2 separate regions of the Homo sapiens genome follow, and region 2 is linked to region 1. Evidence: read pairs that join two places in POLR2A ChIA-PET (ENCODE). Cell type or tissue: Panc1. All regions are shown on one strand. Links, peaks and the distances in the headings refer to the core of each region. The heading gives the core; the rest is flanking DNA.

Region 1 (2,902 bases), core at 403-2,902:
CTTTCTCTCTATGCAATTCTGTTTCTAAGTCTCCTAATATATACTTGCCTTTCTTTCAATTTCACCATGTCTTTGCCTCGGTGCATCTGTCAACATCTTCACTTTCTGTCCCAGTTCCTCCCAGCCCCTGGGCTTCCAATATTCTCTCCCTCCCTCACCTTTGACCTAGAGATACTGTCCCCATCTCTCTGTCTCTGTCTTGCCATGTGACTGGTTCATTCACTGGGCAGATGTTTATCTCATGCCGCTTCCATTCTGGTTTGAGCCTGAGATAAATAAGTCTGAATTAATGAGCCTCTCCTTCGCGGCTTCCATTCCAGAAGTGTCTGTCTCCATCTGTCTCCGTGTCTGTCATTTTCAGGGTTTTCTTGTATCCTTACCTTGCACATTCTCAATCCCACTGTTTTGGTCTCTTGTTTATATCTCTGCTTTTCTCTGGGTCTCTCTGACTCTGTAACTGTCCGAAAAAAAAGTATCCTTCACTTTCCCCACTCTCCCTCTCCTCCCAGCTCTCTTATTGCCTCATCCAACCTCTGTGGGTCTCTGCCTTGCTCTGTGTCTGGATCGGATCTCTGGGCCTTTGTTACGCGTGTTAGAGTCTCTGTCTTTGCAGCTAAAGACCTCCTCCCTCACGCCCCTTTTCTTTTGTGAATTCAATGGATGAGACAGGCCCACTCTCCCTTAACAAAGATGGCGACAACGGCGCTGTCTATGGGGCCGCGACGTCGTCTCCGCTGCGCGTCGGCCCTCACCCACGATGGCGGCCAGTCTCCCGAAGCGCGAGGCCCCGCCCAGCTCTCGGCCTCTCCCGCGGCCGGTCCCTGCACCAAGCTCGCGAGCTGACTGGCTCCACCCCCCGCGCCCTCGTATTGGTGCGGCCCAGGCCGGCTGCACGGCCATTGGCTGAGCGGATGCACACCCTCCCCCCACCCCTAGGTCTGATGGGGGCTGTTGGTGCTGACTTGCGGGACCGCCTGGAGGAGGACCCGGCGTGTGAGGAGGGTGCGGGGGTCGGGGCAGGGACCGGAGTCTAGGGGACTGAGGGACCAAGAGGAACAGAGACTCAGGCCCGGGACTGGGGCACCGGGGTGGGAGATGGAAATGGAAAACCTGGGCCAGGACTGAACCCAGCCAGGCCTGGGACTGGGTTCTGGAAATAAGAGTGCGGATGGCGGTTTGGGGGCCCAGGGCCAGACACGCAGGCCTATGGATTGGGGACCAATGGATGGAGACCCAGGTCCAGGTCTCGGGGACCCAGGGACAGAGACCCAGGCCCAAGACTGGAGGACATCTAGGGCTCTGTGCTTGAACCTGATTTGAGGTTCCCATAATGGGGCCAGGGCAGGTTTGGGGGTGAAGCAGACGTCCTGGACCCGAGAGAGCCGCTGGGGATAGGGGGGCAGATGTAGTTCCTAAGGGTGAGTCCACAGGCGGTGGGGGGTGGGGGGCTGTCCTGGCGCTCTGGGCCTGGGGAATGTGAGGGGCAGGACTGGCAGGTGGCTGGGCGGGGCAGTGGGGAACAAAGGTGAGCGAAAGGAGGAGGCAGAATCCGGGCAGAGGGCAGGGAGAGGGCCTGTGGGGAAGGGACCTCAGTCCTGCTCCCACCCGCTCCCTGGAGAGCAGGCGGCCAGACACCCAGGTCAGTGCTCAGGGACCAGCTCTTGGCCCCTGCCCCTTGCAGGCGCTCGCATGTGGCTCCTCTCGGACCCCGTAGTCCCTGTCATATCCCTTCTCTCCAGCTGTCTCCATGCCTGCCTCGTACCCCTCCTATTTGCTCTCCCTTCCACTCTGTCTTGCCTTTCTCGTTGGGGTGAAAAAGTCTTACTCTCTTAAGTATCTTTCATCGCCTGAGTTTCACCTCATTGACCCTGTTTGTCTCCTCTCAGTGTTTCTCTGGCTCTCAGACCCTATCTCTATTGCGTTTGTGATTGTTTTGCTGTTTTACCCACTGCACCGTATGGGGGGTGGGGGTGTCGGGGAGGTGTGTCTTTCAGTCTTTGCATGTCTGTTTCTGCATATCCAATCCCACTATCCATTCCCCTTCCTGTGCCTTCTTTTCCCCCAAAGCCCGTTATCATCACCCAACCACCTGTATATTTCAATCCTTTCTCTTGTTTATCTATTCCTATGAAGGCAAGGATTTGGGGCTATTTTGTCTCCTGCTGTGTTTGCTAGGCCTAGCACCGTGATTGGCACATAAAGGGTACTGAATACTTACTGGGGAATAAATGATTGGATGTTTGCATGCCCGGGTCTCCGGCCCCCTCTGGGATGCTGGCCTCTGTCCCGCATCCTCAAGGTCTGCCCACACCTGTCTGAGCCTGTCTGTCTCTGATGCTCCTGTCTCACCTGCCACTGCCCCTCATTGTCTCCTCCTGTCCACAGCCCCTGCCCCTCCCTGCCCCTGCCATGGGGTCCTGAATTCTCACCCCTTCTCTCCTCCCTTCCCACAGAGGCCAGACCAGGAGCTGACCGGGAGCTGGGGCCACGGGCCTAGGAGCACCCTGGTCAGGGCTAAGGCCATGGCCCCGCCCCCACCGCCACTGGCTGCCAGCACCCCGCTCCTCCATGGCGAGTTTGGCTCCTACCCAGCCCGAGGCCCACGCTTTGCCCTCACCCTTACATCGCAGGCCCTGCACATACAGCGGCTGCGCCCCAAACCTGAAGCCAGGCCCCGGGGTGGCCTGGTCCCGTTGGCCGAGGTCTCAGGCTGCTGCACCCTGCGAAGCCGCAGCCCCTCAGACTCAGCGGCCTACTTCTGCATCTACACCTACCCTCGGGGCCGGCGCGGGGCCCGGCGCAGAGCCACTCGCACCTTCCGGGCAGATGGGGCCGCCACCTACGAAGAGAACCGTGCCGAGGCCCAGCGCTGGGCCACTGCCCTCACCTGTCTGCTCCGAGG
Region 2 (2,902 bases), core at 310-2,809, 66 kb after region 1:
AATCCCAGCTACTCGGGAGGCTGAGGCAGGAGAATCGCTAGAACCTGGGTGGCAGAGGTTGCAGTGAGCCGAGATTGTGCCATTGTACTCCAGCCTGGGCAACAAGAGGGAAACTCTGTCTTGGAATAAATAAATAAATAAAAATAAATAAAATAATAATAAATAAAATTTTGGCAGAGATGGCTCTTGCTGTGTTGTCCAGGGTGCTCTTGAACTCCTGGCCTCAAGCGATCCTTCAGCCTCAGCCTCCCACAGTGCTGGGATTACAGGCATGAGTCACCACACTCGGCCCATCAATTTATTTTATAAGCAAACTGGTTCACATACGTTTTTTCCCGTTAATCCAGTTTTGGAAAGGGAAAAAAACCAAGACTTTTACCACCTTTACTGGACCGGGTCCCACAGGCAGAGATCCAAGGAGCTGGTAAGAAATCTCACCTTTTTCTGCCAGCTATTTATCATTTGTCCCAGAAAACCATCTGTAGGCTCCGAAACAAGAGTGATTTGATTTGCATCCTGCTCACAGTGCCAGAACTGCGGGGAAGTTAAAATGTTTCCCCTGGAGGTTAAAACATTTGAGTCTATATAAATCAAACTAATAATAGCCAGATAGCAGGAGAAAGGAATACACATTTTATCATGTGCACACAGGACTCACAGAAAATACGCAAACTCAGAGAAAGGGCCAGATAGCTGAAGTTGTTTTTTGAGACAGAGTTTCACTCTTGTTCCCCAGGCTGGAGTGCAATGGTGCGATCTCGGCTCACCACAACCCCTGCCTCCCGGGTTCAAGCGATTCTCCCTCCTCAGCCTCCTGAATAGCTGAGATTACAGGCATGCGCCACCATGCCCGGCTAATTTTGTATTTTTAGTAGAGATGGGATTTCTCCATGTTGGTCAGGCTGGTTTCGAACTGCCGACCTCAAGTGATCCGCCCGCCTCAGCCTCCCAAAGTGCTGGGATTACAGGCGTGAGCCACCGTGCCTGGCTGAGCCACCGTGCCCGACGAAGTTTTTATATCACTCTGAGGTTAAAGAAGAATCAGGACTTGGAGACTGGTGAGACAGGTTATGGAAGAGAGAGAAGAAAGGCCTGGCTACGGAGGGCTGTCTTTTAATGCAGATGAAACCCTGATGGGTAGGGGCTCTCAGAAAGAATAAACTTTCTTTTCTTTTTATTTGAGATGGAGTTTCCCTCCTGTTGCCCAAGCTGAAGTACAGTGGCATGATTTCAGCTCACTGCAGCCACCCCTCCTGAGTTCAAGCGATTCTCCTGCTTCACCCTCCCAAGCAGCTGGTATTACAGGCGCATGCCACCAAGCTCGGTTACTTTTTTGTATTTTTAGTGGAAGACAGTTTCACCACGTTAGCCAGGCTGGTCTTGAACTCCTGACCTCAGGTGATCCGCCTGCCTCGGCCTCCCAAAGTGCTGGGATTACAGGCATGAGCCACCGTGCCAGGCCTTTAAAAACATTTTTTTTGAGACCGAGTCTTGCCCTGTCACCCAGGCTGGAGTGCAGTGGTGCGATCTCAGCTCACTGCAACCTCTGCCTCCTGGGCTCAAGTGATTCTCATTCCTCAGCCTTCTGAATAGATGGGATTACAGATGTGCACCACCATGCCCAGCTAATTTTTGCATTTTTTGTAGGCACAGGGTTTTACTATGTTGCCCAGGCTGCTCTCGAACTTCAGCCCTCACATGATTCACCTGCCTCGGCCTCCCAAAGTGCTGTGATTATAGGCGTGAGCCACCTCACCCCGCCCGTCCAGAAAGAGTAAATTTCTTTCTTTTTTCTTTTTCTTTTTTTTTTTTTTTTTTTGAGACAAGTCTCGCTCTGTAGCCCAGGCTGGAGTGCAAGTGGCTCGATCTTGGCTCACTGCAAGCTCTACCTCCCGGGTTCACACCATTCTTCTGCCTAAGCCTCCTGAGTAGGTGGGACTACAGGCGCCCACCACCACGCCTGGCTACTTTTTGTAGTTTTAGTAGAGACGGGGTTTCACCATGTTAGCCAGGATGGTCTCGATCTCCTGACTTCATAATCTGCCCACCTCGGCCTCCCAAAGTGCTGGGATTACAGGCATGAGCCACTGTGCCCGGCCTACAATTTTTTTTCTTTTTGAGACGGAGTCTCGCTCTGTCGCCCAGGCTGGAGTGCAGTGGCGTGATCTCAGCTCACTGAAAGCTCTGCCTCCCGGGTTCACGCCATTCTCCTGCCTCAGCCTCCCGAGTAGCTGGGACTACAGGTGCCCGCCACCATGCCCAGCTAATTTAAAAAAATTTTTTTTAAATTTTTAGTAGAGATGGGGGTTTCACCATGTTAGCCACGACGGTCTCGATCTCTTGACCTCATGATCCGCCCACCTCAGCCTCCCAAAGTGCTGGGTGGGATTATAGGCGTGAGCCACCGTGCCCGGCCTTTTTTTCGTTTTGTTTTTTGAGATGGAGTCTCACCCTGTCACCCAGGCTGGAGTGCAATGGCACGATATTGGCTCAGTGCAACCTCTGCCTCCCAGGTTCAAGCAATTCTGCTTCAGCCTCCCGAGTAGCTGGGATTACAGGCACAGCCACCATGCCCGGCTAATTTTTTGTATCTAGTAGAGACAGGATTTCACCAGGGTTGGCCAGGCTGTTCTCAAACTCCTGACCTCATGATCAGCCCGCCACCCTCTCAAAGTGCTGGGATTACAGGTGTGAGCCACTGCACCTAATCTAATCTTTTATAACTGTCAATCTAATCTTATAACTGTATGTTAGCCTTTGTATGCAAAATGCTGTCATTCTGCTCACGATCTCCATTTTTTGTTGTTGTTGTTGTTGGTTTTTTGTTTGTTTTGTTTGTTTGTTTGTTTTAGACAGAGTCTTGCTCTTTTGCCCAGGCTGGAGTGCAGTGGTGCGATCTCGG

The links. ChIA-PET counts read pairs that join two places held together with the same protein. Peaks named below come from ENCODE experiments on the same cell type or tissue, not always from the same donor. Only the 100,000 strongest peaks of a DNase experiment are listed, where the experiment ranks them.
Region 2: POLR2A ChIA-PET joins it to region 1 with 6 read pairs; 6 of 35 experiments call an interaction of 5 or more read pairs at or near these places.

The regions. Positions count from the first base shown.
Region 1 is chr19:48,623,438-48,626,339 of GRCh38, forward strand. It overlaps SPHK2 (sphingosine kinase 2), which reads left to right. Exons shown (of 7, transcript NM_020126.5): 3 at 2,454-2,902. Among named protein-coding and RNA genes, the nearest start is that of SPHK2, 5.4 kb to the left of the region's middle. RefSeq lists a silencer at 727-966. In Panc1, for the core only: no CTCF peak of the experiment used is centred there; no DNase peak of the experiment used is centred there; H3K4me3 peaks cover 723 bases; H3K27ac peaks cover 277 bases.
Region 2 is chr19:48,689,228-48,692,129 of GRCh38, forward strand. No RefSeq gene overlaps it. Among named protein-coding and RNA genes, the nearest start is that of FUT2, 5.3 kb to the right of the region's middle. In Panc1, for the core only: no CTCF peak of the experiment used is centred there; no DNase peak of the experiment used is centred there.